Regions from separate parts of the Homo sapiens genome. Here regions 1 and 2 are each linked to region 3. Evidence: read pairs that join two places in POLR2A ChIA-PET (ENCODE). Cell type or tissue: Panc1. All regions are shown on one strand.

Evidence for each region. ChIA-PET counts read pairs that join two places held together with the same protein. Peaks named below come from ENCODE experiments on the same cell type or tissue, not always from the same donor. Only the 100,000 strongest peaks of a DNase experiment are listed, where the experiment ranks them.
Region 1: POLR2A ChIA-PET joins it to region 3 with 17 read pairs; 11 of 35 experiments call an interaction of 5 or more read pairs at or near these places.
Region 2: POLR2A ChIA-PET joins it to region 3 with 15 read pairs; 9 of 35 experiments call an interaction of 5 or more read pairs at or near these places.

Annotation. Positions count from the first base shown.
Region 1 is chr17:78,434,671-78,442,670 of GRCh38, reverse strand. It overlaps DNAH17 (dynein axonemal heavy chain 17), which reads left to right. Exons shown (of 81, transcript NM_173628.4): 72 at 1,472-1,620; 73 at 3,454-3,581; 74 at 4,803-5,030. Among named protein-coding and RNA genes, the nearest start is that of DNAH17-AS1, 46 kb to the left of the region's middle. RefSeq lists an enhancer at 4,913-5,541. In Panc1, no CTCF peak of the experiment used is centred here; no DNase peak of the experiment used is centred here.
Region 2 is chr17:78,150,976-78,158,975 of GRCh38, reverse strand. All of the region lies in intron 2 of C17orf99 (chromosome 17 open reading frame 99), which reads right to left. It also overlaps the pseudogene EIF5AP2. Among named protein-coding and RNA genes, the nearest start is that of C17orf99, 8.6 kb to the right of the region's middle. RefSeq lists enhancers at 107-206, 551-1,052, 3,342-3,721, 6,068-6,644, 6,645-7,222 and a silencer at 4,542-4,611. In Panc1, no CTCF peak of the experiment used is centred here; no DNase peak of the experiment used is centred here.
Region 3 is chr17:78,259,171-78,267,170 of GRCh38, reverse strand. It overlaps LINC01993 (long intergenic non-protein coding RNA 1993), which reads left to right. Exons shown (of 7, transcript NR_073178.1): 5 at 938-1,194; 6 at 2,949-3,924; 7 at 5,258-5,822. Among named protein-coding and RNA genes, the nearest start is that of LINC01993, 15 kb to the left of the region's middle. RefSeq lists enhancers at 7,926-8,000, 7,641-8,000. In Panc1, no CTCF peak of the experiment used is centred here; no DNase peak of the experiment used is centred here; H3K27ac peaks cover 587 bases.

The DNA.
Region 1 (8,000 bases), 180 kb before region 3:
AGCCACCATGTCAGAGGTGGTGAGGTCTGACGAACCCAGCCTGCATGCTTCTGCATCATTAATTCATCCACAGCCGATGACCATTTGGCCTGGCCAAGTAATTAGCAAAGGTGATCTAGAGTCATTCCTGCCTAGGGGCAGGACTTCATATGTTCTGGAAGTTCCTTCCTAGACAAGGATCACAGCATCTAGGGTCTGAGGCCATTCCAGAGTTCCAAAAAGAATTGGGGGCCTTCAGGAGGAGCAACTCCTCCCCACCCTTGCCTGAGGCTGGCCCCAGTTCAGGACACCAGAGACAAGCCAGCAAAGGCCAGTGCAGGGAAAGGAATAGCAGATCCAGGTGTCCCCAGAAAGTCCCAAGGGCATGGACAGGCAATAGCCGGCTGATTGCTGGTTGAACCAGAGGAGGTGAGGTGTGCTGGGTGGCATGAGTGTGAGCAGAGCCTTCTGAAAGTCGACCCAGACTCTCAGAGCACTCGGGCGTTCACCTGCCCAGGGACGAGCAGTTCTCACCCTTCGGGATGCGGCCATTTGTCCTCCTTTCAGAGACCAGCTGGCCACTAAAATCTTACTAATTTTTTTTTTTCTGAGATGGAGTCTCGCTCTCTTGCCCAGGCTGGAGTGCAATGGCGCCATCTCACCTCACTGCAACCTCTGCCTCCTGGGTTCCAGAGATTCTCCTGCCTCAGCCTCCTAAGTGGCTGGAATTACAGGCCTGTGCCACCACACCTGGCTACTTTTTGTATTTTTAGTAGAGAGGGTTTTGTCATGTTGGTCAGGCTGGTCTCAAACTCCTAACCTCAAGTGATCTGCCCTCCTTGGCCTCCCAAAGTGCTGAGATTACAGGCATGAGCCACCACACTGGCAAGTTTACTAATCTTAGCTCAGGTGATTCATTCTTTATACATTACAGTAAGCTCAGCCCTCTGTGATCACAGAAGAAAGGCCAACACCTGATCCAAAGACCGCCAGAACATCACTCGGTCCTCCATGGGAGGATTAGCCGAGACCCCGACTGACCCCAGACTTATTGGGGTCATGTTAGAAAGAGTTGGGGGCTTTTGTAGAGAGAGGTGTTTATATCATCTGAAGTTGCTTTTTTCTTTGACTTTTTTAGGCTCACCAAAGCTTTGCTCTAATCTGAACTTCCTTCCTTCTCAGCGCCCCCACCCCCCGCAGTTGACCCTGGGTGCCTTCCAAGGCTGGCCTCTCCCTGCACCTGCTTAGGCTGCTCCAAGGAGGAGCACAGTGCGGGGCCCCTCGGGAAAGAAAGGGTGCCCGAGGCAAACAAGGCCAATCCCTCGCAGAAAGGAAAGCCCGGTAAAGACTCTGCTCTCCTGCCACAGGCCTTGTCCCGCTGAAGAAAGTCCACCAAAAAATGGCCCCCCTGCCTGGGCCACAGCCCACCCCGAGCGCCCCGCCCTGGCCCAGAGCCTCAGGTTCCGCTGCCTCTGATGCACTCCACCCCTAGGAACTTCGTGGAGGAAAAGATGGGCAGCAAGTTCGTGGAAGGCCGGAGTGTTGAGTTTTCTAAGTCCTACGAGGAGAGCAGCCCCTCCACGTCAATCTTCTTCATCCTCTCCCCGGGGGTTGACCCCTTGAAAGACGTGGAAGCCCTGGGTAAGTGTAGCAGGCAAGTGATGTTCTCAAAGACGGAGTATTGTCAGCATCACCAGGCACCAGGAAAATGCACACCAAAAGCACATGAGACACCACTTCACACCCAAGACGCGGCTTCACGCCGGTAGGATGGCAATGATCAAGAACAGGAAAATAACACGAGTTGTGAGGCCTGAGAACTGCGACCCTTGTAGGTTGCTGAGCGGATGTAAAATGGGGCCGCTGCTGTGGAAAACAGTCTGGTGGTTTCTCAGTAAGTTACATATAGAATTGGCACAAGAGCCAGCAATTCCACGCCTGAGTATACACCCAAAAGAACTGGAAATTTAAATCTGTGTTCAAGCAAGTACTCTACACAGACGTTCATTCATAATAGCCAAAAGGCAGAAACAACCCAAATGTCCATTAACTGACAAATGGATAAGTGGATAAACAGAATATGGTGGCTCTATATGGTGGAATAGTATCCCTCGATTAAAAAAGAGTGAAGCAGGCCGGGGGCGGTAGCTCACACCTGTATCCCAGCACTTTGGGAGGCCAGGGTGGGCGGATCGCTTGATCACAGGAGTTCAAGACCAGCCTTGGCAACATGGCAAAACCCCGTCTCTACAAAACATACAAGAAAACGTAGCCAGGTATGGTGGTGTACGCCTGTAGTCCCAGTTACCTGTGAGGCTGAGGTGGGAGGATCACTTGAGCCCAAAAGGTTGAAGCTGTAGTGAGCCGTGATCAAGCCACTTCACTCCAGCCTGGGCGACCGAGTAAGACCCTGTCTCAAAAAAAAAAAAAAAAAAAAAAAAAAAAAAGCATGAAGTCGGCCAGGTGCAGTGGCTCACAGCTGTAGTCCCAGAACTTTGGGAGTCTGAGACAGGAGGAGCACCTGAGCCCTGGAGTTCAAGATCAGCCTGGTCAACACAGGGAGAGCTTGTCTCTACAGATAATTTTATAAATTAGCTGGGCATAGTGGTGCATGCCTGTGGTCCCAGCTACTCTGGAGGCCAAGGCAGAAGGATCACTTGAGCTTGGGGAGTGGAGTTCAGGCTAGGTGACAGAGTTGAGACCCTGTCTCAAAAAAAAGTGAGGCCAGCCACAGTGGCTCACACCCATAATCCCAGCACTTTGGGAGGCCAAGGCAGGTGGATCGCCTGAGGTCAGGAGTTTGAGACCAGCCTAGCCAACATGATGAAACCCCATCTCTACTAAAAATACAAACATTAGCCAGGTGTGGTGGCGGGCGCCTGTAGTCCCAGCTACTCAGGAGGCTGAGGCAGGAGAATCACTTGAACCCGGGAGGTGGAGGTTGCAGTGAGCAGAGATGGCACCACTGCACTCCAGCCTGGGCGACAGAGTGAGACTCCATCTCAAAAAAAAAAAAAAAAAAAAAAGTGAAGTACTGATACATGCTACAACGTGGATGGACCTCAAAAACACTATGCTCAGTGACAGAAGCCAGACACAAAGGCCCCATATTGTGCAGTTCCCTTGATATGAAATATCCAGAATGGATAAATCCATGGAGACACAAAGGAGACTGTAGACGAGTGGCTCCTGGAGGAGATTGGGAGCGACTGCCTAATGGGTATGGGGACCACCTCTTGGGCCATGACAATGTTCTAGAACCAAACGGATGATTGCACAGCATTGTGAATATACTGAATGTCGGTGCACTGTACGCTTTAAGATGGGTTTTAAAACAGCAAGTTTTATGTCATGTGTATTTCACCACCGAAACTAAATGAGGGAGGCATGTGGAATTCCTGGCTGTAGATCACAGAGCCTGAACCTGTGTCATTTAATTACGTGGTGTTTTTTTCCTGTTTTTCTTTTCTTTAGGAAAAAAACTAGGGTTTACCATAGACAATGGAAAACTCCATAATGTGTCCCTGGGGCAGGGACAAGAGGTGGTGGCTGAGAACGCCCTGGACGTGGCTGCAGAGAAAGGACACTGGGTCATTCTGCAGGTACGAGGGGGCCAGCACTGCAGGGTAAGGGCTCCCCGCACTGAGGTGGCCAATGGGGATGGGCCAGAAGGCCCGGAAGGAAGCAGGATGTGGAGTTTGCATTCAGAAATGTGGGTGGAAATCCTAACACCACTGAAGGAGGAGGCATCCCCAGTGTCGGCTCTGCTGGGGTCAGCTGGGTGGTGTGGCACGCCATGACTGCCCAGAGGAAAGCGTGGATTCTTCAACGGTGAGAGGGAAGCTGGGCTTTATACGAGAGTACCCCAAACAGAGATTATTTAAACAACAGATGGTTGGGCACGGTGGCTCACACCTGTAGGCCCAGCACTTTGGGAGGCCAAGGCAGGCGGATCACCTGAGGTCAGGAGTTCGAGACCAGCCTGACCAACATGGCGAAACCCTGTCTCTACTAAAAATACAAAAATTAGCCAAGTGTGCTGGCACATGCCTGTAACCTCAACTACTTGGGAGGCTGAGGCAGGAAAATCGCTTGAACCCGGGGAGGCAGAGGTTGCAGTGAGCCAAGAGTGCACCACTGCACTCCAGCCCGGGCGACAGAGTGAGACTCCATCTCAAAAAAATAAAAAAAAAAGATGACAAGTGCTGGGTTGACAAAAGCATCTCCTCCTCCTCCTCCCTCCTCCCTCCTCCTCCTCCTCCTCCTTCTCCTCACTTGGGGCAGGCAGCAAAGCCCAGAGCGCCCAGGAGATGCTCTCTGCACATTTGGTTCAACGCTAGCACGACCACCCCTCCTCAGCCCTGGAGCCCATCCAAGACCCCTTCTCACTACCGCTTGTCCTCGAGCGCCTCTGGGCCTGTCCCAGCTTCCACGGGTCTTACAGTGTGTGTCGACCTCAATCCACAGGGCTAAGCCTGGCCCCGGTGGGAAGCCCTCAGCTTCAAGAGGAGGGGTGGGGACCACAGAATCTCAGCCTTATGCCAGGGAGGACACAAAGGACTCACCGTAAGGCTGGAGGTTTGCAATTCATTGAACACAAAAATAGATTCTGGGGCCTCAGTTGCTTCGCCGAAGACATCCTGGCATGCCCAGCACCTGGTTAGGGTGGACAGGTGAGGGGTGGGGCAGTGCCAGCACCAGGCAAGTGTGGGGTGCTGGCAGAAGAGCCCTGCCCTCACCAGGGAACATAGCCACGTGCCAGTCTCTCCTCGTGGGCCAGGAGCTGGGCAAAGTGTGTAACCAGCCTCTAGTCTTGGCTGCAGAATATCCACCTGGTGGCCCGGTGGCTGGGAACACTGGACAAGAAGCTGGAGCACTACAGCACGGGCAGCCATGAGGACTACCGGGTGTTCATCAGCGCGGAGCCTGCCCCCAGCCCCGAGACCCACATCATCCCCCAGGGCATTCTGGAGAACGCCATCAAGATCACCAACGAGCCCCCCACGGGCATGCACGCCAACTTGCACAAGGCCCTGGACCTGTTCACCCAGGTAGGGCCACGCCTGCTCGGGCTGCCTCCCCATCCCATGCCACGGCCTGGCATCCATCCCTTGGGGCCCCGAGGACCACTGAGGACCGCTCTGAACTCTGGGGACACCTCCCCTCTGGGCTTCCCCTGTCCACACACCCCTCGCAGTCAAAATCAATGTATTTCTAAAAGACGGAAAAATGCAAATAATTTAAGGTGCTCTGGCACTATTTATTACTTAAAGCTGTAGATGCAGAAACACATAGTTTTTAATCAGTTCTATGAACCTGCAAATGAGGGCTGGTAGATGCTGTCCATTGTGTTTAAAGAGCATGGAACACGTCATGACTGGTCCTTGGAAATGGGGCCAAGCTCCGTGGGGTACTCCCTGGAGGCTGGTCAGCTTTCCTGGGAGTACAGAGCCCCACTGCTGGAGGCTATGGGCAACCAGGGTAGATGGGGTTGCTGTACTCGCTGAGGCTCTGGATCTGTGACCAGGTTTCCTTGCCTTCAGCCCCCCTCTGACCCACCATCAGCAGGAACAGCTGGCAAAACACAGCTAGCTAGGGAGCCCGGTCCTCCTCTGCTAACAGCTGTAGTGGCTGCTGGTTGCCTCCAGGACGGAGGGTGAGGGCCTGCCTGGCACCTGGGGCTCGAGGACCCTCCTTGGCTGGGATCCCACTTCTGCATCTGCCTGGGGTCTGTCCTCACCTGACTCTTCCCTCACAGACCTCAAGGCTTCCCCCAGATGCAGCCTTCTCCACAGCCTTCCTGGCCACGTGTTTGTTTGTTTGTTTGTTTGTTTGTTTGTTTGTTTGGAGATGGAGTCTCACTCTGTCACCCAGGCTGGAGTGCAATGGTGTAATCTCGGCTCACTGCAACCTCTGCCTCCCGAGTTCAAGCAATTCTTGTGCCTCAGACTCCCGAGTAGCTGGGATTACAGGCATGCACCACCACACCCAGCTAATATTTTGGATTTTTGGTAGAGATGAGATTTCGCTATGTTGGCCAGGCTGGTCTCAAACTCCTGACCTCAGGTGATCCACCTGCCTCAGGCTCCCAAATCTTGGCCACTCTTGTCCTCGGGGGTGCTCCTGCCTCTGCAGGTCCTCATGTCGATATTTCTCCTTTTGGCACCTCAGCATTTTCTCTGTCTAGAACTTTTTGTGTGCACAAACTTGATCTCCCAAGTGGAGCCTAGAACTTTTTTGAGGTTTGACACCCTATTTTTTTGGAGATGGAGTTTCGCTCTTATTGCCCAGGCTGGAGTGCAAGGGCACAACCTCGGCTGACTGCCACCTCTGCCTCCTGGGTTCAAGTGATTCTGCTGCCTCAGGCTCCCAAGTAGCTGGGATTACAGACACCCACCACCACTCCTGGCTAGTTTTTTGTATTTTTAGTAGAGATGGGGTTTCACCATGTTGGCCACGCTGGCCTTAAACTCCTCACCTCAGGTGATCCACCCACCTCGGCCTCCCAAATAGCTGGGATTACAGGCGTGAGCCACCACGCCCGGCCAACACCCTGTATCATTCTATAACACTTAACAAAGATCTACTTATGGGGTGTATCGGTCCATGAATGTGTGGCTTCCATGCCTGATACATTTTTAAAAACTACTTATATGGAAATATCAGAGTCACCCATTAACAATTCCCAACCAGCTTTTAAAGGACACACCCTTGTCAAAGTGTGAAAGTAAAAGAAAAAGCAGAAAAACAAATGTTTAAAATAGGTCCCCCGTTCTATTAACCAATCAATCAATACCACACGCCTCCTGCCTTGGCCTGCACCCTGCTGAGGGGCGCGAGGATACGTTCTGGAAGCAGCACCCTAGTGTGATGAGTGCGTGGGGTACACACGGTGCTATGGGGCCATGCAGCTCACAGCAGCCCTGAGGTCAGCACCAGTCCTGGAACGGTTTCTGCCAGTCTGTATGAGATCAGCGCAGAAATCCAGGAGGCACTCAACAAACTCTGCAGCGACCCGACACTTGTGAATCCAAGCACAGGGGCAGTTCTTCCTTTGGTGTTTCGTTTTATTGTATTTTGCAAAGTGTCAGTCAGCGACAGACAGGGATCGGGGCACTGAGGCAGGGACTGGGCCTTCACTTCCAGCCAGCGTGGAGCCCTGCCAGCCAGCACACGGGAGTGGCACCTCATCCCATCTCTGGTTGGGGAGGTGGGTAGCCAGGGAGTGACAGCTGAGACCTGTGGGTAAGGAGACCCTTCACAAGTTCAGGGACCAGTTGCCTCGGAGGGGCTGTGGGCCTCTGAAAACAAGGGCCCACAGGAAGAAGCGGTGGTGGGTGGAACCTGTATGTCCACGATGCCCCAGACCTGAGTGCGGGTAGGCTGGTGAAAAGCACCGGATCGGATGGACTCTGGAGGATGGATGGACGGTGACACCCGCCAGGCCTTCCCTTGTCCTTGGGGGCTGGTGAGTCTCCCATTGGCTGGTGTCACTCTGGCTCTCCACGTGTTCACTGCCAGCGCCCTCCCCAGGGAGCTGAGGTCTGAAAGGGACTGGCCAGGCCAGTCTCCTGGGCCCATCGTCTCTGTCCCAGGCAGCCAGGAGGGGATACTCGAGTGATGGAACCCCAGCTGCTCCCCTTCTTGTCCATGTTGCCAGAGGGGCCTGTGCCAGGCTTTCCATGATGCCCAGGACAGGGCCCTGCTCTTGATCCACCCAGTACACTTCCCCTGGCACTTATCTGTCCCTCCCCAGCGGGATCCTCGGCCACTGTGCCTGAAGCCCTCCCCCCACACAGAGTGCCTGGCCCCAGAGGTGCTCCGTCAGCCGCTGAGTAGAGCAGGTGGAGCACAGCTTGGCTTCCAGAAGCCTCTGTGTGTTCAGGAGTCACTACGTAGCAAAGGTTAATGAGTAAAAGCTCACAAATCCAGAGACGTAGGAGTCACAATTTAGGCTCAGTTTTCCCTTCCCTGGAGCCAGATAAAAAGAAAGGGTTTGAGAAGCGACCCCATCCCATCCC
Region 2 (8,000 bases), 110 kb after region 3:
GGGTTTGGGGAGAGACACAGGCAGGGGACGGGGCTGGTCCCCAGTCTTTTGGGGTGGTGCTCAGGGCTATGGGTAACAGGGGACCAGACCAGGGATGAGTGGGGAGGGCACAAGGACCATTTGCCAGAATCCACTGCTTTCTGATTCCAGATTGAATTAAAAAACAAAAACAAACAAACAAAAACTAAACCACAAGCAGCACCCACCCCCTTCTCCCCGAGCAGGGCTGTAGTGTGAGGGGGAAGAGGAGGGCAGCTTCCCCAAAGCCACGGCTTCGCTTGCTCCTGGCCAAGGGAGCTAGGTGAAGGGCAGGGGCTCCCCCAACAGATTGAGGTGATGCAAAAAACCAAAATAAAACATCAAATAAATTGTGTAGGAGGAGGCCGGGCGCGGTGGCTCACGCCTGTAATCCCAGCACTTTGGGAGGCCAAGGCGGGTGGATCACGAGGTCAGGAGATCGAGACCATCCTGGCTAACACGGTGAAACCCCGTCTCTACTAAAAAATACAAAAAATTAGCCGGGCGTGGCAGTGGGTGCCCGTAGTCCCAGCTACTCGGGAGGCTGAGGCAGGAGAATGGCATGAGCCCGGGAGGTGGAGCTTGTAGTGAGCCGAGATGGTGCCACTGCACTCCAGCCTGGGCGACAGGGCGAGAATCCATCTCAAAAAAAAAAAATGTGTAGGAGGAGTCCAGCAGCCTAGGACCAGGGCAGAGCCAAGCCAGCCTGGGGGAGGGGGCCTCTTGGGAGGATCACTGCTGCCACCACCGCCACCCTGGGAGCCTTGATTGCAGCAGCTGCCTCCTCGGTCATGGCAGACAGCACCATGATCAGGATCTCTTCTCCACAGCTGTACTTCTGCTCAGTCTCTTTGCCAAGGTCTCCCTCATGCAGACGAAAGTCCTCTCGCACCTCCATGCTGTCCTGGAGCAGTGATAGGTGCCCATCCTGGATGCCAATCAGCTGGAAGTCATTCCTTTTGATGCTGGGGACATCCATGTTATGAGTTGACAGGCAGATATCTCCATATTTCTTCCCAGTAAAGATGTCAGTACCAACCAGGTGGACCTTGGCATGGCCGTGCTTGCCAGTCATCGAAGTAGACATCTCGACGATCTTACGTGGCCGGCCTTTGAGTACCACAAAGCCATTCTTTTTTTTTTTTTTTTTTTTTTTTTTCCGAGACAGAGTCACGCTCTGTCGCCCAGGCTGGAGTGCAGTGGCACAATCTCGGCTCACCGCAAGCTCTGCCTCCCGGGTTTACGCCATTCTCCTGCCTCAGCCTCCAGAGTAGCTGGGACTACAGGCGCCCGCCACCACGCCCGGCTAATTTTTGTATTTTTAGTAGAGACGGGGTTTCACCATTTTAGCCAGGATGGTTTCGATCTCCTGACCTTGTGATCCGCCTGCCTCGGTCTTCCAAAGTGATGGGATTACGGGCGTGAGCCACCGCGCCCGGCCTACAAAGTCATTTTTACACAATGCTGAGGACTGCATTGGGAAGGTCGCTGAGGCCCTGCATCTCCTGTCTCGAAGTCCAAATCATCTGCCATTTTAAGAGGCTTCGATTCCAACTCGCACGAACTCACTGACTCAACCCTGTCCACTGGCTGTGAGCCTCCGAGCCCACCGCCGCCGCCGCCGCCGCTGCTGAACACAGGTCTTAGTACGCAGGCACCTGAGATGGGTTTTCACCGTGTTGGCCAGGCTGCTCTTGAACTCCAGACCTCATGATGCGCCCGCCTCGGCCTCCCAAAGTGCTGGGATTACAGGTGTGAGCCACCGTGCCCGGCCTAAGTTTTGTATTTTTAGTAGAGACGGAGTTTCACTATGTTGGTTAGGCTGGTCTTGAACTCCTGGCCTCAAGTCATCCACCCACCTCGGCCTCCCAAAGTACTGGCATTACAAGCGTGAGCCACCGTGCACGGCCAATTATCACTTTTAAATGGTTGACTTTTTGTTATGTGAATTTCACCTCTAAAAAAAGAAAATATTAGAAAAAGGGCTACCTCCTGGGTTTAGGCTGTTTCTTTCCAGAATATTTTTCTATATAAACAAAATGTGTCCAGGCACGGTGGCCACTGCGCCTGGAATCCCAGCACTTTGGGAGGCTGAGGTGGACGGATTGCTTGAGCCTCGGAGATCAGCTTCAACAACACAGTGAGAACTACTCTAAAAATAAATAAATAAACAAAATTAGCCAGGTGTGGTGGTGCTCGCCTGCGGTCCCAGCTACTCCAGAGGTTGAGGGGAGAGGATCACTTACTTGAGCTTGGGAGACTGAAGCTACAGTGAGCTATGATCGTGCCACTGCACTCCAGACTGGGTGAAAGAGTGAGACCCTGTTTCTAAAAAAATTAATTAATTAAAAGGACTTTTGAAGAATGCGAGGCTCCTGCAGGAGACCAGCCTGCTCACGGCACCCAAAGTGCTCTTCTCCCTAGACCCAGATCAAAACCAGCCCGTCAGCGCATTCCAGCAGGCCTTCACCCACCTACGCCAGGTATCTGCTTTCTGCTTGCGAGTGACTTCTCTGTTTTGGAAGCAAATCCTGGAGTCAATTTCATTGTGGAAAACATCTCTGAGATCTTCCTAGTGGGCCTGATGCTGTCTTTGCTGATTCTTTTTTTTTTTTTTTTTTTTTTCTGGAGAAGGAGTTTTGCTCTGTCACCCAGGCTGGAGTGCAGTGGTGCAATCTTGGCTCACTACAACCTCCGCCTCCCGGGTTCAAGTGATTCTCCTGCCTCAGCCTCCCAAGTAGCTGGGACTACAGGTGCCCACAACCACACCCAGCTAATTTTTGTATTTTTAGTAGAGACTGGGTTTCGCCACATTGGCCAGGCTGGTCTCGAACTCTTGACCTCAGGTGATCCGCCTGCCTGGGCCTCCCAAAGTGCTGGGATTACAGGTGTGAGCCACTGTGCCTGGCCATTACTGATTCTTTAAGACAGCAATTGGGATTAAACAAAAATGTTTCTGGAATAGGGGTTTGAGGGAGAGGGTTGTATTATACCAATGGCGGGGACCTGTTTGCATTTCAACAATAGTGTGTAGGCCGGGCATGGTGGCTCACATCTGTATTCCCAGCACTGTGAGGCCGAGGCAGGTGGATCACCTGAGGTCAGGAGTTCAAGACCAGCCTGGCCAACATGAAGAAACCCCGTCTCTACTAAAAATACAAAAATTATCTGGGCATGGTGGTACATGCCTGTAATCCCAGCTACTCAGAAGACTGAGGCCAGAGAATCACTTGAACCCAGGAGACAGAGGTTACAGTGAGCCAATATCCTGCCATTGTACTCTAGCATGGGTGACAGAGCAAGACTCCGTCTCAAAAAAAAGAAAAAGAATAGTGTGTATCAGGTGGGCACAGTAGCTCAGGCCCGTAATACCAGCACTTTGGGAGGCCAAGGCGGGAGGATTGCTTAAGCCCAGGGGTTCCAGACCAGCCTAGGCAACATAGTGAGACCCCACCTCTATTTAATCGAAAGAAAAATTAAAAAGAAAAAAAGAATACTGTGTGGTGGGGCAGTGCTTGGGGGAGGGGTAGAAAGAAGGGTCTGTGAAATCTGAATATCATCGACGTCATGAATTGCCTTTGCTCGGCTGGGCATGTCTGCTCTGGAAACCACCCTGCAATGAGGAAACTGCTGATTGAGCAGAGAACTGGAATAGACTAGAGTGTGTGACCACTAAGCATGTTTCATTCTAGACCAGTAACTCTCAACCAGGAGCAATTTTGCCTCCAGGGGAACTTTGGGTCTGGGGACATTTTTGGTTGTCAATATTGGGAGATGGACTAGCTTGGGCAACACAGCAAGACCCCATCTCCACAAAAAAAAAAAAAAAAAAATAGGGGTTGCTGCTGACATTTAGTGGGTAGAGGCCAAGGATGTCGCAAAGCATCCTACAGTGCACAGTCAGCCCCCACCGCGAAGAATGGTCTGGCCTCAAATGTCAGGAGTGCTGAGGTTGACAACTCTGGTCTAGACAACCGGCAGCAGCCTTCTAGAATCAGGATGTCTTCCCCTGCCCAGGGCTGCACAGACACCAACAATTATTTTCTCATCTGTGCCCCTTTGAAAATTTCATGATAACTCTCCTTTTTATATTTATTTATTTATTTATTTATTTTTGAGATGGAGTCTCACTCTGTTACCCAGGCTGGAGTGCAATGTCGTGATCTCGTCTCACCACAACCTCCGCTTCCCAGGTTCAAGCAATTCTTCTGCCTTAGCCTCCTGAGTAGCTGGGATTACAGGCATGCGTCACCATGCCTGGCTAATTTTGTATTTTTAGTAGAGACAGGGTTTCTCCATGTTGGTTAGGCTGGTCTCAAACGCCCAACCTCAGGTGATCCACCTGCCTCAGCCCCCCAAAGTGCTGGGATTACAGGTGTGAGCCACTGCGCCCCACCTATTTATTTTTTTGAGACGAAGTCTTACCCTGTCACCCAGGCCTCAGGGCAGTGGTGTAATCTTGGCTCACTGCAACCTCTGCCTCCCGGGTTCAAGCGATTCTCCTGCCTCAGCTGCCCGAGTAGCTGGGATTACAGACACATGCCACCACGCCTGTCTAATTTTGTATTTTTGGTAGAGATGGGGTTTTACCAAGTTGGCCAGACTGGTTTCGAACTCCTGACCTCAGGTGATCCACCCACCTTGGCCTCCCAAAGTGCTGGGATTACAGGCATGAGCCACTGCACCCAGCCAGACTCTCCTTTTTAGATGGGGAAGAATACTTTTTTTTTTCAGGCCTGGCACAGTGGCTCACGCCTGTCATTCCAGCACTTTGGGAGGCTGAGAGGGTGAATCGTTTGAGGCCAGGAGTTCAAAGCCAGCCTGGGCAACATGGTGAAACCCTGTCTCTATTAAAAATACACAAATTAGCCCGGTGTGGTGGCTCGAGCCTGTAGTCCCAGCTACTCGGGAGGCTGAGGCATGAGAATCACTTGAACCTGAGAGGTGGAGGCTGCAGTGAGCGGAGATTGTGCTGCTGTACTCCAGCCTGGGTGACAGAGTGAGACTGTGTCTCAAAAAAAAAAAAAAAAAAAAAAAAAGAAGGAATACTTTTTTTTTTTCCCTAAACAGGCTTTCATGGAAAAATCTTCGATTTGAAGAAAGTGAAGGTGTATCTGGAGGTGAAGGCACCCTCTGGGGCATCCTCTTGCAGATGCCTCTGCTGATTCTTTAGTCAATTTGACCCTCAGGGCCAAGAGGCCTTCTCTTCATGGTCCAGAAACTATCGCAGGGGCCAGAAGCCTGCCTCACGTGGGGAAGTGGGCGTCCAGGGCTGACACGCGATCACCCTTTCTTTTTGTTCCCTTTGCGAAGGGAAACGATCTTGACTTACAAAAATGGAAAGAAAAACTTCTCTCTCTTCATTTCCATTTCAGTCTTCATTAATAGAAGCTTGATTTGCATAAATTCACAGACAGGAACCATTTTGAAAGTACACTGTACCAGGGACATTCACTTTTTTTTTTCTTTTTTTGAGACGGAGTCTTGCTCTGTCGCCCAGGCTGGACTGCAGTGACACGATCTTGGTTCACTGCAACCTCCGCCTCCTGGGTTCAAGTGATTCTCCTGCCTCAGCCTCCCGAGTAGCTGGGATTACAGGCATGCACCACCACGCCCGGCTAATTTTTTGTATTTTTAGTAGAGCTGGGGTTTCTCCATGTTGGCCAGGCTGGTCTTGAACACCTGAGCTCAGGAGATCCACCCCCGTCGGCCTCCCAGAGTGCCGGGATTACAGGGTGAGCCACCGTCCCCGGCCGCACACTCACTTTATATCCTCTCAAGACTTGTGTGGTTTTTTCCTTTTGATTATTTAGTTTATGGATCAGCCTGCCAATAAAGGATGGTCTATCATTTTTTTTTTAATTTATTTTTTTCTTTGAGACAGGCTCTTGCTTTGTCTCCCAGGCCTGAGTGCAGCGGCACGATCTCAATTCACTGCAACCTCTGCCTCCCTGTTTCAAGTGATTCTCCGCCTCACCCTCCTGAGTAGCTGGTATTACAGGTGCATGCCACCATGCTTGGCTAATTTTTGTATTTTTAATAGAGATGGGGTTTCACCATGTTGGCCAGGCTGGTCTACAACTCCTGACCTCAAGTGATCCACCCACCTCAGCCTTCCAAAGTGCTGGGATTATAGGCGTGAGCCACCCGCCTGGCCTATCATTTAATTCAAAATTCTTCTGCTTGTCTGGGTGTGGTGGCTCACTCCTATAATCCCAGAGCTTTTGGAGGCCTAGGCAGGGGGATCCCTTGAGCCCAGGAGTTTGAGACCAGCCTGGGCAAAAAAGCAAGATCCTGTCTCTAAGAAAAAAAAAAAAAAAATTGGCTGGGTGCAGTGGCTCATGCCTATAATCCTAACACTTTGGGAGGTCAAGGTGGGTGAATCACTTGAACTCAGAAGTTCGAGACCAGCCGGGCCAACATGGCAAAACCCCATCTCTACTAAAAATACAAAAATTAGCTGGGCATGGTGGCATGTGCCTGTAATCCCAGCTACTCAGCAGGTTGAGGTGGGAGGATCTCTTGAACCTGGAAGGTGGAGGCTGCAGCGAGCCAAGATTGCACCACTGCACTCCAGCCTGGGTGACAAAGTGAGACCCTGTCTCAAAAAAAAAAAAAAAAATTAAGCAGGCATGGTGGTATGCACCAGCTACTCAGGAGGCTGACATGGGAGGATGTTTGAGCCCAGGAGGTTGAGGCTTTAGTGAGCTGTAATCGCGCCACTGCACTCCAGCCTGGGTGACAGAGCGAGACCCTGTCTCAAAATAAGTAAGTAAATAAATAAATAAATAAATAAAATTCATCTGCTCTGCAAGAGCATTTAAATAATGGGATGGCACACTCAAAATTTGATAAAGTGACGACAGGGCTGCCCTCGGGACAGGAAGCTAAGCCAAGCCCAGGCTGGGCACGGGGTCACTGCAGGGAAACTGTGGAGGGCTCATGTCCAGGCCCGGACATGGTGCTGGTGCTCTGAGTGACTCCAAGGCCCTTCCAGATTGTGCTACCCCTCTCCAGACTGGTCTCTGTGACAACAGGAAGCTTAGAAATTCCAGTCCCAACCCTGGAGGTTGCAACTCATTAGACCTAGGGAGGGGCTCTGAGATCTGACTTTGAATAAGCCGCCGTCCGTTAAGGGTTGAATTATGTCCTCCAAAAAGATAGGTTCCAATGGTGACTCCCAGGACCTGCCCATGGGAACATATTTGGAAATCAGGTTTTTACAGATGGCTCCCCCTCTCTCATGTTAAATATTAACTCCAGTAATTCATGCTGGATTAGGGTGGGGCCTGAGGAGAAGAGGAAAGGAGACTCAGACACACACCGGGAGAATGGCATGAGGGAGGCAACCCCCAGAAACCAGGACAGGAGCCAGGAGCAGGTGCTCCCGCGGGGCCTTGGGAGGACCCAGCCCTGCAGACTCTGAGTCTTGGAATGCAGCTTCCAGCACTGTCAGAGAATGTGTTTCCTTCCTTGTTGGTGTTGTTTTTTGGTTGTCTTTTGTCTTTTGCTTTTTTTTTTTTTTTTTTTTTTTGAGACAGAGTCTTGCTCTGTCGCTCAGGCTGGAGTGCAGTGGCACGATCTCGGCTCACTGCAACCTCCGCCTCTGGTTTCAAGCGATTCTTGTGCTTCAGCCTCCTGAGTAGCTGGGATTACAGGCACACACCACCATACCTGGCTGATTGTTGCATTTTTAGTAGAGACAGGGTTTCCGCATGTTGGCCAGGCTGGTCTGGAACATCTGACCTTAGGTGATCCGCCCACCTCGGCCTCCCAAAGTGCTGGGATTATGGGCCTGAGCCATTGTGCCTGGCCTTGTTTGTTTTTGTTTTTGTGAGACAGAGTCTCACTCTGTCGCCCAGGCTGCAGTGCAGTGGTGCCATCCAGGCTCACTGCAACCTCCGCCTCCCGGGTTCAAGCGATTCTCCTGCCTCAGCCTCCTGAGTAGCTGGGATTACAGGCGCCTGCCACCAAGCCTGGCT
Region 3 (8,000 bases):
TTGAATCCAAAACTCCAGGTTCCAGGGGAGTGTGATTCCTGAGCTCTGGCTGAGGGTAGCCGGGCCGGAAGAACACCCAGAGGGAGTAGCTATCCTCCATGCCCTTCTCCTCTGCAGCACGGGTTGGCGCAAGCTCACCCTGGGCTAAAGGAAGGCTTGCCCTGCCATGCCCCTGCTCAAGGACCTGCCAGGGCTCCCTATGGGCGTTAGTATCTGATCCCATCCCTCTGCCTGGCTTTCAAGGTCCTCTGTCCCACGGGGCCATCCCCGGAGGTCAGACAGGCCTCCTGCTCACACCATGCTCCATGCCCTCCCTGGAGCTGTTCTGTACTGGCCTCCCCACAACTCCCCACCACCCCCACCCTGCCTGGTCATCCCACTAGGTTCACGTCTCGCCTTTAGAAGCAAGCCCCTCTCCACCCTCTGCTATCCGTTTCCTCATCCACGTTTCTCCAGTTATTTCCTGAATGCTCATTATGCCCTAAGCCCCCTGCTAGGGATCCTGAGAATGAAAGACTCAGGTCTTGCCCTCCATGAGCCTGAAACCCAGTGAGGGACGCTGGCCGACGACAAAGGCAACTGTGAGATAAGCCAGGTGCCAAGGAAAAAGGGAGAAGAGGGTGTGTGTCTTGGCAGAGGGGTAGGGCTATCATGCAAGGCTTCCTGGAGGAAGAGAGAGGCTGAAAAACAGCTGGAATTCTTCCAAGTGCAGAAGAGGAGGAGGCTGGACAGTGCCTGGAGGCCCTGCCAGCACTGCCCCTGGCTGACTCCACACACACCTGGGAGGACCAGCCAGGGGCTCCTCCCCAAGCTAGTGCCTCCCCACAGCCAGGGTGGGTCCTACAGGGAGGCAGAGACCTTAGCGGCGCGGGTTCCAATCCTGGCTTTACTGCTCACCACCAAGGTTCCCTTCCTCCCTAATCTGTTTCCTCCCCAGCAAAATGGGATCATGGTCCCAGGCGTCCATTCGAGGTCCTCTCCCCTTGGCAGGAGACGAAGGACACTGAACCCAGCACTCAGCATGGGCTGGCAAACCTAATCAGTGCCCATGGATTATGTTTGCCATCCACTGACTGGTGGACGGATTGAGGACCTTGGAGTTATCTTCCTGAATCTTCCCTCCTTGATGGCAACTCACCTCCGCTCACCAAGGGGTCCAGGAAGGCACCTGACTCTCAGGACCGCTGGCGTCTTGTATGTGTCAATCACCCAACAGACCAGGAATGCATGGCAGTACACACCGCCTCTGCTCCTGCCAGGGCCCTGGCAGGAGCGTGACAAATATTTGTTGTGGAATTAGGTTCTTAAGCGATGACGCTCTGCCCAGGGATCCCAGGGCAGCTCGGCAAGTGGGCGTGCCTCAGCAGGTGCCAGTTGTCCTTCTGTTCCCAGGAAGGGGCTCTTGGGTTCCTAATCAGACGGCACATGGCCGGGAGCAGTGGCTCACGCCTGTAATCCCAGCACTTTGGGAGGCCGAGGCGGGCGGATCACCTGAGGTCAGGAGTTCGAGAGGAACCTGTCCAACATAGAGAAACCCCATCTCTACTGAAAATACAAAATTAGCCAGGCGTGGTGGTGTGTGGCTGTAATTCCAGCTACTCGAGACGCTGAGGCAGGAGAATCACTTCCACCCAGGAGGCAGAGGCTGCAGTGAGCCAACATTGCGCTATCGCACTCCAGCCTGGGCAACAAGAGCAAAACTCTGTCTCAGAAAACAAAACAAAACAAAACAAAACAGAAGACCCAGCCAGGGTCTTGTCTCTGCTTCCAGCGGGGGCAAGCGCTCACCACAGAGAGGCCTGAACCCCATGCGTGCCTACATCACCTCTCGGTCTCCAGGCCCGCCCATGCTACTCATTAAACTAGGCCTTTCTGTTGCAGCCTGTCCTGCAGGTCCCCAAATGTGGGACCTTCCTTCATCCTGCCATCCTAGACCTTGGAATCAGCAGGTGGGTGGCCAAGGACAGAAATTATAAGACCTAGAGCCAGATGCGGTGGCACACGCCTACCGTCCCAGCTACCCTAGAGGCTGAGGCAGGAGGATCTCTTGAGCCCAGGAGTTCGAGGATGCAGTGAGCTTTAGCTTGGGTTACAAAGCAAGACTCCATCTCCAAAAAAATAAATAAATAAATAAAAAGTAATTAAAGAAACAATAAGACCTAGGAGAAAGTGACCTTCAAACCTTCACACTATTTTGATCGTGCACCCTTACCAACAAAAATGATATATGCATAGTTATTTTTAGATTACAAGTTTCCATGACCGCATGAATACATTACTTGCATTATAAAACATTCACGAAAGATAGGCATTTAAAAAGAGCGAGATTTAAATGCTAAGTATAACATTCTCCTCCCTGCCCCAGGGGGGTCATCCTGCATATCCCATTCTAGAGGCCAATGTCAGCAGGACAGCCCTCCCTTCCCCAGCTAGGATGGAGCCCCTCCCCTATGATCCATCCCCCAGCCTCAAGTTCCAACCTTCCTTCTTCCCAAAGACCCCTGCAAACTCTGCCACTATGAAGACCATACTTTTCCTCGTTTCCTGATCCCAGATGTTTTTTTTTTTTTTTTTTTTTGAGACAGAGTCTCGCTCTGTCACCCAGGCTGGAGTGCAGTGGTGAGATCTCGGCTCACTGCAAGCTCTGCCTCCCGGGTTCACGCCATTCTCCTGCCTCAGCCTTCTGAGTAGCTGGGACTACAGGCGCCTGCCACCACGCCCGGCTAATTTTTTGTATTTTTAGTAGAGACAGGGTTTCACCATGTTAGCCAGGGTGGTCTCGAACTCCTGACCTCAAGTGATCCGCCTGCCTCGGCCTCCCAAAGTGCTGGAATTACAGGTGTGAGCCACCATGCCGGGTCTGTCTCAGTTGTTCTATCATCAGCTGGGGAGCCATGCCTGGGGTGCCCAGGGTGCCTCTAACAAGGGCCATCTCTCATCCTCTGCAGGGCCAGCCTGGGAGAGAAATTCATCTGGCTTATGGCACAGGGACAGAAGCAGGCCGGCTGAGGACAAGGTAACAGAAGGGCTAGGGCTTTTAGAAGACAAAGCTTCCTTCACGGATGCAGAAGGAGAATGCTGTTTCTCTGCGCTGGGCAACCTGGGTTTGAATCCCATCTCTGGGATAAGTGTGCAGGGCGCACAGCAGGTGTTCGGCACACAGAGCCCTTACTGAAGATACTGCTCAACAAGGCAGGGTCTGCCTGGCGCTGGCTTCAGGCCCTTGGCAGGGGCTGGGCAGCCACTCTTGCCCATGCCCTGGTGGCCCCGAGATGCCAGCACTCCTCTGGGTGGTTGGGGAACCCACCCAGGGTGGAGGAGGTGGGCAAGGCCTGGGATTCCACATCTCCAGGGCAGCAGACCCCACGGTCTCCAGGGATCTTGTCTGTGCCCAAACTCCTGAGACTTCCCTGTCCTTTCCCACAAGGGCCCTGGCTCTGGTGGCTGCAGAAGTGGGAGGAGGGGATGTGGGGGAGTCTGGGGAAGGCCACCTTCCATGACGCTCTGCCAAGCCAGGAGGAGCGAAGGAATAACCTGGTCCCCGTGCTGGACCCTGGACTCCAGGAAGCAGAGCCCACAGCCGGCTCAGCCTTGGGTCCCCTGCCTCTGTGGAGCTGGCCCTACCCCAGATGGCCACTGTGCCTGAGGCCCGGCATCTGACCCTCTGTCCTCCCTGCCGAGGGGCCAGAACAGAGGCCCCGGCAACAGGCAAGGCGCAGTGCACGGAGCTGACCCCGTGCCTCGGTCCAGGCCTAGCAACAGGAAGTGAGAGGCCAATGCCGGTAAACGAGATCCGAAAGATTAGAGGCCTCGCTGCCGCCCCAAGTTAGAGGACAAGTTCCTGGAAGGAGGAGGAAGCTGCCGCAGTAAATAACGCCAGACCCCAGCGTCCCAGCTGTCAGCAGCCAGTGCGGCCGCAGGCTGGTAGGCCCAGGAGGGAGCAGGTGGGGGCAGAAGGCACAAGGGGGTGCCCTGGTCTCAGCCCAAGCTGGGGACACCTGGAAGGCAGTAGAGGGGTTCCTGAGGGTCCCCCCAGCCCAATCCCTAAGTCCCCATTCCCCTGTCCACACACACCACAGCTTGCAACCGTATCTAAAGACAGAAGCGGGGCCGGGTGCAGCGGCTCACACCTGTCATCCCAGCACTTTGAAAGGCCAAGGCGGGTGGATTACTTGAGAGCAGGAGTTCAAGACCAGCCTGGCCAACATGGTGAAATCCCCTCTCTATTAAACACAAAAATTAGCTGCGTGTGGTGGTCGGTGCCTGTAATCTCAGCTACTGGGGAGGCTGAGGCAGAGAATCGCTTGAACCTGGGAGGTGGAGGTTGCAGTGAGCTGAGATCGCACCACTGTACTCCAGCCTGGGCAACAGAGCATGACTCCATCTCAAAAAAAAAAAAAAAAAAAAAGAAGAAGAAAAAGAAAGAAAAGAAAAAGAAAAGCCAGCCAGCTGCAGTGGCTCATGCCTGTAATCCCAGCACTTTGGGAGGCCAAGTTGGGAGGACTGCTTGAGGACAAGAGTTTGAGACCAGCCTGGACAACATAGCAAGACCTCATGTCTGCAAATAAAATAAAATAGCCAGGCATGGTGGTATGTCCCTGCTACTCTGGAGGCTGAGGCCGGAGGACTGCTTGAGCCCAGGAGGTTGAGGCTACAGTGAGCTATGATCATACCACTGCACTCCAACCTGAGCAAAAGAGTCAGACCTTGTCTCAAACAATAACAACAAAAAAAGACAAACCACAGCACGGGGGAAATTTTTTTTTTTTTTTTTTTTTTTGACAGAGTCTCACTCTGTCACCCAGGCTGGAGTGCAGTAGCTCGATGTCAGCTCACTGCAGCCTCCACCTCCTGGGTTCAAGCAATTCTCCTGCCTCAGCCTCCCCAGTAGCTGGGATTACAGGCATGTGCCACCACGCCTGGCTAATTTCTGTATTTTGAGTAGAGACAGGGTTTCACCACGTTGGCCAGGCTGGTATCGAACTCCTGACCTCCAGTGATCCCCGTCCCTTGGCCTCCCAAAGTGCTGGGATTATAGGCGAGAGCCACCGCAGCTGTACTGTGGGGAAATTTTTTTTTTTTTTTTTTTGAGATGGAGTCTCGCACTGTTGCCCGGGCTGGAGCGCAATGGCTCGATCTCTGCTCACTGCAACCTCTGACTCTTGGGTTCATGTGATTCTCCTGCCTCAGTCTCCCAAGTAGCTGGGATTACAGGCACATACCACCATACCCAGATAATCTTTTGTATTTTTGGTAGATATGGGGTTTCACTATGTTGACCAGACTGGTCTCGAACTGCTGACCTTGTGATCCGCCCGCCTTGGACTCTCAAAGTGCTGGGATTGAAGGCATGAGCCACTGCACCCAGCCCTGGGGTGAAATCTTTGCAACGCACAGAACCCGCAAGGATCAGTATGCTTGCACATACCAACCAGCCTGACCAGTCAATGAGAAAAGACCAGAACATGCTCTTCACAAAGAGGAATTCAAACGGCTAAAACATAAGAAAAGGGGCTGGGCGCGGTGGCTCACGCCTGTAATCCCAGCACTTTGGGAGGCCAAGACGGGTGTATCACGAGGTCAGGAGATCGAGACCATCCTGGCTAACACGGTGAAACCCCGTCTCTACTAAAAATACAAGAAAAATTAGCCGGGCATGGTGGCGGGCGCCTGTGGTCCCAGCTACTCGGGAGGCTGAGGCAGGAGAATGGTGTGAACTTGGGAGGCGGAGCTTGCAGTGAGCCGAGATCGCGCCACTGCACTCCAGCCTGGGCGATAGAGCGAGACTCCGTCTCAAAAAATAAATAAATAAATAAATAAATAATAAAAGGTACTCTCCTTTAGCAGTTAACAGAAAGAGCAGGGCCCAGTGTGGTGGCTCATGCCTATAATCCCAGCACCTTGGGAGGCTGATGGGGGTGGATTGCTTAAGCCCAGGAGTTCAGGCTGCAATGAGCTATGATTGCACCACTGCACTGCAGCCTGGGTGACAGAGCAAGACTCAGTTTCTTCAAAAAAAAAAAAAAAAAAAAAAAAGAGGCCAGGCACGGTGGCTCATGCCTGTAATCCCACCACTTTGGAAGGCCGAGGCAGGCAGATCACCTGAGGTCAAGAGTTCAAGACCAGCCTGGCTAACATGGTGAAACCCCCATCTACTAAAAATACAAAAATTAACCAGGCGTGGTGGTGGGCACCTGTAATCCCAGCTACTCGGGAGGCTGAGGCAGGAGAATCGCTTGAACCCGGGAGACAGAGGTTGCAGTGAGCCGAGATTGCGTCACTGCACTCCAGCCTGGGTGACAGAGTGAGATTCCATCAAAGAAAAAAAAAAAAAAAAGATCAGATTAAAATTGCCAGGAGATATCACCACATATCACAAGGACAGCTAAGATGAAGAAGTCTGATAACACTAGTGTTACCGAGATGGAGAAGTGTGGGAAAGTGGGGGAGGAGGGCATTTCCAGCACTTTGGGAAAGGATTTGGCACACCTAGTAAAGCTGCAGATGAGAGACCCCAGAATCAGCAGCCCCACCGCCAGGCGTCCGCCCTCCCGAAGCAGGCACCTGTGCCCCAGCAGACAGGAATAAGAATGCCCACCAGCACCACCGTACATGGCCAGTCTGGAAACAAAATCCCAAATGTCCCTAAACAGGTAGAATGGAGAAATAAACTATGCTCTAGGGACCCAGTGGAAAAGTACCTGGCAGCAGAGAATAAATGACAGCCACAGCACGGGTGACTCTTGCAAACAGCCTAATGAAGCCAGACATAAAAGGAGACACCCTGATTCGACTTCTGTAAAGTTCACACACAGGCCACACTCAACACTCAACTGCTATTAAGGGATACATCTACGGTGGCAAAATCATAAAGAAAAGCAAGTCCTGGTCATAAAAGTCAGGCCAGGCCAGGCCTGGTGGCTCACATCTGTGATCCCAGAGATTTGGGAGGCAGAGGTGGGAGGACCGCTTGAGTCCAGGAGTTCGAAACCAGCCTGGGTAACATAGTTAGACTCCATCTCAAATCTGTCTATCTATCATCTATCTATCTATCTATCTATGTGTGTGTGTATATATATGTGTATATATATGTATACATATATGTGTATGTATATGTATATGTGTATATATATATGAAGAAGAATGTCAGGGCAGCAGTAACTTCTGCAGAGGGAAGGGTTGTAAATAGGAAGGAAGCTTCTGGAATCCTGGCCATGGTCTATTTCTTTTGTGTGTGTGTGTGTTTGTGTTTGTGTGTATGTGTGTGTGTGAGACACAGTCTTGCTCTGTCGCCCAGGCTGGAGTGCAATGGCACGATCTCGGCTCACTGCAACCTCTGCCTCCCGAGTTCAAGTGATTCTCCTGCCTCAGCCTCCCGAGTAGCTGGGATTCCAAGCGCCCACCACCATGCCTGGGTAATTTTTTGTATTTTTGGTAGAGACGGGGTTTCTCCATGTTGGCCAGGCTGGTCTCGAACTCCTGACTTCAGGTGATCCACCCGCCTTGGCCTCCCAAAGCCCTGGGGTTACAGGCGTGAGCCACCACGCCCCACCATGGACTATTTATTGGTCTGAGTGGCTATGGCACGGGAGTTTATTTTATATGTATTTATTCATAACACTGTACAAATATGCTTCATGAGCATTTCTGTATGCGTGGTAAATTTCTTAATTTTTTAAACAAGCAAGTGTATTTGAGCGCCCATTGTGTTGGGCACTGGGGATGGGCCATGCCGAGCTCCCGCTAGCCCACGGTGAGCTGATGGAGTGCAGGTGAACATCCTGTGGCTTCCTGTTGAAGTCATGCACAGGGTCTCCCCAGCTCTGTAGCCCCCCTGCTCTGCACCTGGCTGGGGAACAGCCCTCACGCCCCCCTCACTCCACCCCCCATTCTCTCCCGGTCTCGCACCCTCATGGCACCTCACTCTGGATTTCCGGAGATGGTGCTGAAGGCGAACCTGGAGAGGGACATCTTTCCCACTAGGGGGTCCCAGTTGGGGA